2 separate regions of the Homo sapiens genome follow, and region 1 is linked to region 2. A link is an interaction called in ENCODE POLR2A ChIA-PET data of the cell type or tissue named here. Cell type or tissue: PC-9. All regions are shown on one strand. Links, peaks and the distances in the headings refer to the core of each region. The heading gives the core; the rest is flanking DNA. Region 1 overlaps PSMB7 (proteasome 20S subunit beta 7). Region 2 overlaps NEK6 (NIMA related kinase 6).

Region 1 (4,385 bases), core at 263-4,262, 76 kb after region 2:
GAGACAGTCAGATCACTGGAGGCCAGGAGTTCAAGACTAGCCTGGACAGCATAGTGAGACCGCTTATCTAAAAATTTTTTTTTAATTAGCTGAGCACGGTAGCACCCTCCTGTATTCCAGCTACTTGGGAGGCTCAGGCAGGAGGATCCCTTGAACCCAGGCATTCAAGGCTACAGTGAGTTTTAAGTGTGCCACTGCACTCCAGTCTTAGCAACACAGCAAGATCCCATCTCTAAAAAATATAAATAAATAAATAAAAGCTAGGGATTGGCCAGGCACGGTGGCTCATGCCCGTAATCCCAGCACTTTAGGAGGCTGAGGCGGCAGATCACCTGAAGTCAGGAGTTCGAGACCAGCCTGGCCAATATGGCGAAACACCATCTCTACTAAAAATACAAAAATCAGCCGGGCATGGTGGCGCACACCTGTAATCCCAGCTACTTAGGAGGCTGAGCCAGGAGAATCACTTGAACCCAGGAAGTGGAGGTTGTAGGCCAACAGAGTGAGACTCCATCTCAAAAGAAAAAAAAAAAGCTATGGATCACAATAAACAAAAATACCAGCATAAATCCTTATCCTTTTTTTCTTTCTGAGACAGGGTCTCACTCTGTCGCCCCAGGCTGAAGTGCAATGGCACAACTCACTGCAGCCTTGACTGCCCTGGCTCAAGCGATCCTCTCTCGCCTCAGCCTCCTGAGTAGCTGAGACTACAGGGATGTACCACCATACCCGGCTAATTTTTTCTGTTTTTTTTGTAGAGACAGGGTTTCGTCATGTTGCCCAGGCTGGTCTCAAACTCCTGAACTCAACCGATCCGCCCGTCTTGGCCTCCCAGCATGCTGGGATTACAGGCATGAGCCACGGCGCCTGGCCTAGCATAAATCCTTAAAAGCATTTAATGAGAAAATAATTTGGGGTCTAAATACACATTTTTCCCCCCAGACAAACGAGATACCGAAACAGATGTAACAACCAAATATAACCTTAAAACCTAAAAATCTGGAGAAGTGAGTCAAGTTCAGCTCATTAAGCTGACACCTATTAAAGCGCCATAAGAAAAACAGCCTGAAACACCATCAAAACAGATAAGAAAATCATTGTTTATAATAGTTATCGAAGGTCGAGGTTTTTTTGGTTTAATTTTGCATTTACTTAAAACTCTGTGTTTGATGCCAACAGGGTTCAAGTTGCACAGGAAGGTGCTTCGGCTAAACACGGATAGTCTTCCTTGATCTCCACTGTCTGCTGTGTGGGTTCCGCCAGCAAACCTCCCAGCGAGTGGTCACCTTCCTATGGAGTCATTAAACCTCTGAATGTCAGCTGGTGGGATTAGCCAGCAGCTTCCACACCTGAGCCCCCGTGGCAGGGACAGAGGCATTTGGATCAAGATCACTAATGAATACAGAATTCATATGCCGCTTGTCAGGGCTCCTGAGCTCAGAGTCGCACAGATGCAACCTAAATAAGACGGAGGACAGAACAATCGTTGACAAAGATTAAAAAGTTTTGGCAGTTGGGAAAAAAAGAGCACCTCATTATTCAAATATGATAGTCTTGCTTATTTTTTTTATTTTTGTTCAAGTTATTCATGATTCACCTCAAATGGACAAATGCCATTCACCAATATTTAAAGACTTCTTGGTCTCATTACTAAATCTGAAGAGGGCTGTGCTGTCTGTACATCAGCTATATGGAGAAAACAGCTCTCCTGTAAAACAGCTCTCTTGTAAATAATATTTGAAAATTTTAAGGGAATATAACAATCACAAGCTATTTAGGGTGGAGGGCAGTTTAAAAATGAAAAAAAAAATCTAGAATTAAAAGAAAAAAATGACCTTCCACAGCCAAGTGATTTTATTACATTTACTAACATCTCTATCTCTGACTTCCTTAAACTTTTCTGTTCCTGGGTTCCCTCCAATCACAGAGCTGCCAAAGAGCTTTACACACCTTGTCTGACACTTGCTTGGCTTTCTGCCGTCTTCACAAGACCTCATCAGAGAAAAGAAACAGCCCAAGCAGCCCACACCTCTGCTCACCTGGAATAAGATGTCTTTCCCAGTCTTGTTAAAGAATTACAGGAATAAGAAAGTGTTAAAGAATTAAAGGAATAAGATGTCTTTCCCTCCCTGTTGTGAAAGAATGACAAAGAGGCAGATATAGCCCAGTGGCTGAACCCATCGGAGGGCTCTAACGTCAGGCTGACCAGGGTTCAGACTCTGAGTCTTCCACTGAGTGTGTGACCTCTGGCCAGTTATTTGACCTCCCTACGGCCCAATTTTCTTCTCTACAAAATGGAGACAACAAAGTACTGACCTCAAGGAATTGCTGAAAAGTAAATGAAATAATATACCACTGTCTATGACCACCACATATGCCTGTCTCCAATATTACGCTTTCAGATAAGAAGGCCTGTATCTATCTATATCATGCTATAAATTCACCAAGCCTGATGCCAGCACAAATAATCACATTACTCGTTGCTATGCGATGTTTGTATCCTACTATTGAATAACTAAAAAAATAAAACCAGCTGCCATATTTTAGAGCCAATTTTGTGTGAGCCACCATCTAAGGTGTTTTTACAGGCCGCATCTAACGCTCACAGCAACGTGCAGGCAGGTCTCTGTTCCGATCGCACAGACAAGGATGCCCCTCTTCCCAGAGTCCTGCTGTAAGGACAGAGGAAACAGACCTGCAGCGCAATCCTCTAGCTCCCAAGCCCCATGCCCCTTTCCATGCAACCATATTGAACTCATACTATGTTCTCTTTTGGGACCATTCTATATGCCAAATAGCACAATTTTTTAATCAAAATAATGCAGATCTCTCACACTACTGTCCATCTGCAAAGCACAAATGAACCTGCAACTCAGTGTCTTCCTAATACTGGACTTACAAAAAAAACACACACACAGTTACTTCTAAGATTTGCTGTCAGAAAACCATATTGGTATCAACTCTCATTATTTAAAGTGGATCTATAGCTGCCTGCAATGACAGATTAATTCTGTTTCCTCAGTAGCTAGGTGTTTGGCATCACGCTTGTGAGGTAACCACAAGCCTTTAGGGCGATAGCTGCTCACATCTTTAGCAATCTATAAGGGCTTCTCTAGAGGCCAACACTTGCCGAGTGATGAGATATGACTCCATAAATCAGACGGCTGAAGTGGCGCTTGTATACGTCACCACCTATCTTCATAGCTTCTCTCTGAAGGGTATAGGGTAGGAGCTCATCCCTCGGTATTGCAACCAGAGAAAGGACCATCACAGTTGGCATTGACTAAGCATGTGCTACTTAAAACTGAAGACACACTAAGACTAGGGGAAAAAAAAGATCCTGCTGGTGTTAGCACGCCTCAGGCAGTGGTAGAAGCTTCAGCAACTCATCTTCAAAAGGCAGAGAGCCAGAGCTCTAGAAACCTGCAAAAATTGGCTAAGCCTGCAGTCTTCATTTCTTTAAGTTGAGCATCTTCAAAGTCTAGAATTCTAACTGTAGGGCACAGCAGCTGCCACTGCAGATCTGATCCTCTCAGCTTTTGGCAGCTCTCAACTTGAGATTCTAGCAAAAGAATTTTTCAAGTTGCTATTATTGCCTGTCATGGATTTATAAATATTGTGCACTATCTGCTGTGGCATGGCTCTCATGGGACGCCAGAGCATGCCAAATGCATAACAGAATGAAAAACAGTTTCTATTCTTCAAATAAATGCTAATTTTTTTTAACTGTGCTCACACGATGTGTTTGGTGACCAACTTCAATAGTACAGAATATGTATCAGAGAGGGGGGAAAAAAGCTGATTGTCTTTTCCAGCAGCATTCAGCTGCTACTTTCATTAAGCTTGTTTAATTAGATTCCAGATGCTAATTTGCAAGTCGATACCAGAGGGTGCAGGACAGTTTGCCTTTGAATCATCTCCCTGTGATGTGAGGGTCCTGCGCACACCACTACCCTTCAGCAGCCCTCGCAAGATATTCTGACAATTAGTGCAAAGAGGGGGCAGTATTGATCTTGACAGACTAAATATTAATCTTCTACCCATTTTAATGAATTGTAATCTCCAAGAGTTTAAATTTCTCACTAGGCCAAATGAAAACATCCCTTCTTACAAAGAAATAGAATAGAAGGAAAACTAACCTACATTATCGGATTCATTTAATTCTCTCTCCCCCTTAAATAAAACCCATGTTTCATTTTAGCAATTTTAGCAATTTTCAAGATACATATCTGCCAAGCTAATGCCATATTTCCAGGTATCATGATCAAACTCCTTATTTTTAACTGGAAAATGGACTGAAAATGCCCCAGCATGGTTATCACTAGTTTTCCTGTCCAGCTAAGCTAGCCTGTGGGTAAGAACCAGGACCAGGAGCTGAATTCTTA
Region 2 (4,385 bases), core at 113-4,112:
CTTGGGACCCGGGCAAATCTCTTAACCTCTTCGTGCCTCAGTTTTCTCATCTGTGAAATGGGACCATAATAGACCTTACCTCATGGAGTTGTTGACAAAATGAGATGGGCTAATAGAGGTGAAGAGCGTAGGGCAGGGCCCAGCATGATCAGGGCCCTGCAATTATTAGCTCTTATTCCCGGTCCCCCTTGCACTGCTCCTGGAGCCCTGCCCATGTGAGGCCACAGGTGAGCTCCTGAGAGTGTGCAGACCATGGCATCTGGCTGCAGCTGTTGGAGAATGCGGTCAGCGCCACGTGGGGAGGGCAGGAATGACATTCCCAAGCACCCGCTAGGCTCCTCCCCAGTGGGATTTGCCCAAGGTCTCAGCTGGTGAGTGACAGGGTCTAGATTCCACTGCCACAGTTTCCAGTACATGGGAGGCCCCAGGGCAGGTGGGCGGGTAAGCCGATGTGTGCATGGGTCTCGCAGGGGTGACCTGTGGGCCAAGGCTGGTGCCTTCTGAGATAAAGATGGAACCTTCTCACTGAAGACAGTTCTCCACTCTTTCCCTGGAGGTCTCCCTAAGGGCAGAGGACAGTGAGCATGTCACCCTGAGGGGTCTAGGGGTGCAGCTGGAAGCAGCTGCAGAGCCTGCAGGAGGCTCAGTTTTATCTTCAAATTCATGCGCATTTTACATTCTGCTCTCTCTCATATTCCCCCTAACAAAGATGCCTGGGGAAGGTGCTCGTGTTTATCTGTTTATCCTGGGGCTCTTTATACCCTGGGTCTTCCCCTGTGTCACCTTGGGATGTCACCTGCGCTCCAGTGCAAGAACTCGGCACAAATGGTGGAGACACCGAGGGTGCCATTTTCCCATCTGCATTTGAGGGCTTGGCAGGGAGAGCACTGAGCGCTGGGAGACCCAGGTGGGGAGATGAGGCCTGTGCTGAGGCAGAGGCAGGGGTGGGGAGGGAAGAGGCAGGTGCACCCATAATGCCCCTCCGTGTGACACTGATCTGACAGTGCTCTGTGTGCACAGACTAAAAAGACAACAAGAGACCTACTGACTGATCTGTCCACACTAGGATGAACCACATCAAATGGCCAAGTCTGTGGGTCAAAGTTGGTTGAGTTTCTGCAGCTTCCCAAGCAGGAGACTGCATGAGCCAGGCTTGGCAGGACTTGCAGCCAGCGAGGGCCCCCCTGACCCTGAGTTGGGCGTGTTCTGCAGTCCATACCATCCACTTCCCTGCAGTCTCACATCCTGTCATCTATTTTGAGAGAGCAGGTTTACCCCAGAACAGTCTGTGGAAGGTGTGGGGCAGGGAGGAGAGCTGGGCCGCCCTGAGGACACAGAGGGAGAAGGGTGCTGGGAGCCAGCCTGCAAGTTCTGGGGAGCCTCAGGGTGCCTTTGAGGGCACAACTTGGGAGGCCAAGCTCAGCGGGTGAGTTAGGGTTTGGTGGACATCCTTTGACATGTCAAAGGGTGTCACAGATATCCCTGGAGCCTGAGAGGTCTGGTCGGCCCACCACTGTGGCTGGAAACAGACTACAGTGGGGAGGAAGGAAGAGTGACTTGCACCCTGAGACACAGTGGCCGGACCTCTAGGAGCTGGCTGTGACAGCCCGGAGGGTGTTGATGCCTTTCCCACCTCCTGGAACACCCCCGTGTTAATGGGGGCGTGGGTCTACCTGGGAGGGAGTGGCAGGGCTGCTGGCCCAGCAGACCGGGGGAAGACTCTTGGTTTGGAATTTGACTGGGGCATAGGTGACCAGGTGAGACAGCAGGAGGCGGGGTCTGTCTGGAGAGAGATGACGTCTTTGGCTGGGTCCTCCAGAAGCCAAACTTGAGATGGGGATATGTAGGCATGGGATTTATGAAGTGCCCCTGGGAGAACCACTCAGGGAGGAGGGAGGGCAAGGCCAGGAATGGGCAGGAGACGGACCAGAGGTTCCTTCTCAGACAAAACCCGCTGACCGCGCCGGGGGCTCTAGGATACGAGTCACATCTTGGAGGGCCCCGACCTGAGACGGGACTGGCTTTCATTCTCGCCCCCTCAGCTGTTGAATAAGGGCCACCGCAGGGGAGGGGGCTCCATTCCTCAGGACTTCTGGCTCTCCAGGGGTACAGCTGAGCTGCTCCAGGAGCCTAGGCCAGGCCTCAAGGGGTTCTGCCTAGGATGTGGTCACATGAGAGGTGCCCCTCGGGACATCCAGGGCTTGTCTGGGAGAAGGAGCAGCAGCCAGAAACAGGGGCCCCATCACATGTGTGATCTAGTCCCTTCCATGCACACCATGTGGGAGCCCTGGCACACAGGAGGTGCTGCAGAAATGCTTGTGGGGTGAGCGCAGGTCTCTCCTTCTGGGGAGGAGGAGGGCTTTTCCCCTGGCATCAGGAAGCATCCCGGTGGCTGGGTCACACAGGTTCTATGCACATAACCTCAGACCCTGCCCCAGAAGCACTTGTCTGATGGGGGAGGCCAGAGGCTAAAATATTGGGGGAGATGCCCAGATGGCCTTGAGCTCAGGACTGGGCACACAGTGGGTGCTTAACCAGGGGCCTGTGGCTGCTGTGACTACCTATGACCAGCATCTCTGACTCTCCCAGGGCAGCCCAAGCCCTGGAGGCTGAGGGGGGCTGTTCCTTTGCACAGAGGTCTAAGTAGGACGGCAAACAGGACCTCTTGGCCCTGGCCTTCCCTGTGTCACACGTGTGGTGCGCCAGGGCCCAGCCAGGACAAGGACGTAGGTTCCTTCCCACAGCAGCTGTCTGCAGCCTGACCCAGGCCTTTCTCTTCTGAGCACCCAGGCTGCCAGCATGGGTATAGGTGGGGGTGACAATGGGGGATAGGGGTACAGAACTGCTCCCCAAGAAGCAGGGGCAGTGCTGTGGAAAGAACAAGTCTTTGGACTCCAGCAAATGTGGGGTTGAATCCGGTGTCTTCCTTCCTGGCCTTGGGGGCTGCTGATGGACGTTTCCCTGCCTGGAGCCTCTTCCAGTGGGGATAATCCTAGTGACTTAGGACAGTCTAACAGAAGGAGACTGTGTCACCCGGGGGTGTCAAGTTGTAGCCCTGCCACTTCGGAGCTGGGTGACCGTGGGCAAATTACTGAACGGCTTTGCACCTCAGCTCACGCATCTGTAAAATGGGGTGAGCGAAAGTCCCTCCTCCTTCTGAGGGTCTCAAAGAGAAAGTGAACAGGCCGCTGTTTTCTGTTGCAGTTCGTGCCCTCGTGAGGCTGGCATGCAGGATGGCAGGACAGCCCGGCCACATGCCCCATGGAGGGAGTTCCAACAACCTCTGCCACACCCTGGGGCCTGTGCATCCTCCTGACCCACAGGTAAGCCCCTTACCTTTGTCTGCAGCACACTGAAGAGTTCCCAAGGAATACGGATCCCTGAGCCTCCTTTGTCCAAACTCCTACTGGTGGAAACCCTTCAGCTCCCTGAAACAGAACCTCTTGAATGCTTCCAGTGATGGGGAGCTCGCTACCAAATCTAGTGAGCTCATCGTTGAATTCAGTAATACTCAGAGAAGCCTCCTCTGCCAAGCTCTAGGCTGGGACCCTGCACCCTGATCCTGCCCCTGGAGTGTTCCAAGTGGATGGAACAGCTTTATCTCAGGGATCAGCATGGTTGGAAGGGTACAGAGGGTGCTGTGGAGGCCCTGAGAACAGCGAGGGACTCAGAGGAATGGGCTGACTGTACTGTGGGTCAGAAAATTCTTTCTTACAGTGAGCCAACATTGCCTCCCATTTTGGTCTTAACTGTGTTTCAGCCCCCTTCAGCCTCTTCTAGAACCAGCAGAGTTTGGGAGAACACTGGCTTCTTAACGCCTGCCTCTCGCTCTCTCTAGATACCTTGGAGAGCCAGGCAGCCTTCAGCAGCTTTTCTGAAGGTGACTTGTAGGTTTCTGAACTGCCTTGTGTACCCCATGCTGCCCGGGCCTGGCACGCCCTCTCTGACCCCTCTTCCAAGTCAGTGCAAATGCTGCTCCCTCTGGGGAGACCTCCACTTCCACCCTGCTCTCTGCTCTGGGCTGCCCGCACACCTGTGTCCACACACCTGGGTGATGCCCGTGATCACATCTCACTGGGGCACTAGTTCCTGGGTCTGCCTCACTTTCTAGATGGAGAGCTCCCCTGGAGCAGGGCTTTGCTGGTGGGACAATCCCACACCGGGCACAGAGGGGCCCCGCGTGCTCGCTGAGTTAAGGAACTGTGCATGTGTGTGCTGTGTACCCACTTGGGACGGGGCTGTGTGGAAAACACTCAGGTCTGCTCTTACGGAGCACACAGCCTCATGGGAGAGAAAGATAAGGAGCTGAGCAGAAGAACCTTGCGGGCCTAGGGAGCCCAGCAAGGCACCTGATCCGGGGCCAGAGAGGCTTCCTCATGGAAGTG

What was found. ChIA-PET counts read pairs that join two places held together with the same protein. Peaks named below come from ENCODE experiments on the same cell type or tissue, not always from the same donor. Only the 100,000 strongest peaks of a DNase experiment are listed, where the experiment ranks them.
Region 1: POLR2A ChIA-PET joins it to region 2 with 5 read pairs; 2 of 35 experiments call an interaction of 5 or more read pairs at or near these places.

What each region holds. Positions count from the first base shown.
Region 1 is chr9:124,374,591-124,378,975 of GRCh38, forward strand. All of the region lies in intron 6 of PSMB7 (proteasome 20S subunit beta 7), which reads right to left. LOC124902267 (a long non-coding RNA gene) reads right to left here. Exons shown (of 2, transcript XR_007061764.1): 2 at 1,081-4,385. Among named protein-coding and RNA genes, the nearest start is that of PSMB7, 39 kb to the right of the region's middle. In PC-9, for the core only: no CTCF peak of the experiment used is centred there; no DNase peak of the experiment used is centred there.
Region 2 is chr9:124,298,732-124,303,116 of GRCh38, forward strand. NEK6 (NIMA related kinase 6) reads left to right here. Exons shown (of 10, transcript NM_014397.6): 2 at 3,205-3,323. The coding sequence starts at 3,234. Among named protein-coding and RNA genes, the nearest start is that of NEK6, 43 kb to the left of the region's middle. RefSeq lists an enhancer at 395-1,300. In PC-9, for the core only: no CTCF peak of the experiment used is centred there; DNase peaks (open chromatin) are centred at 1,200 and 1,730; H3K27ac peaks cover 570 bases.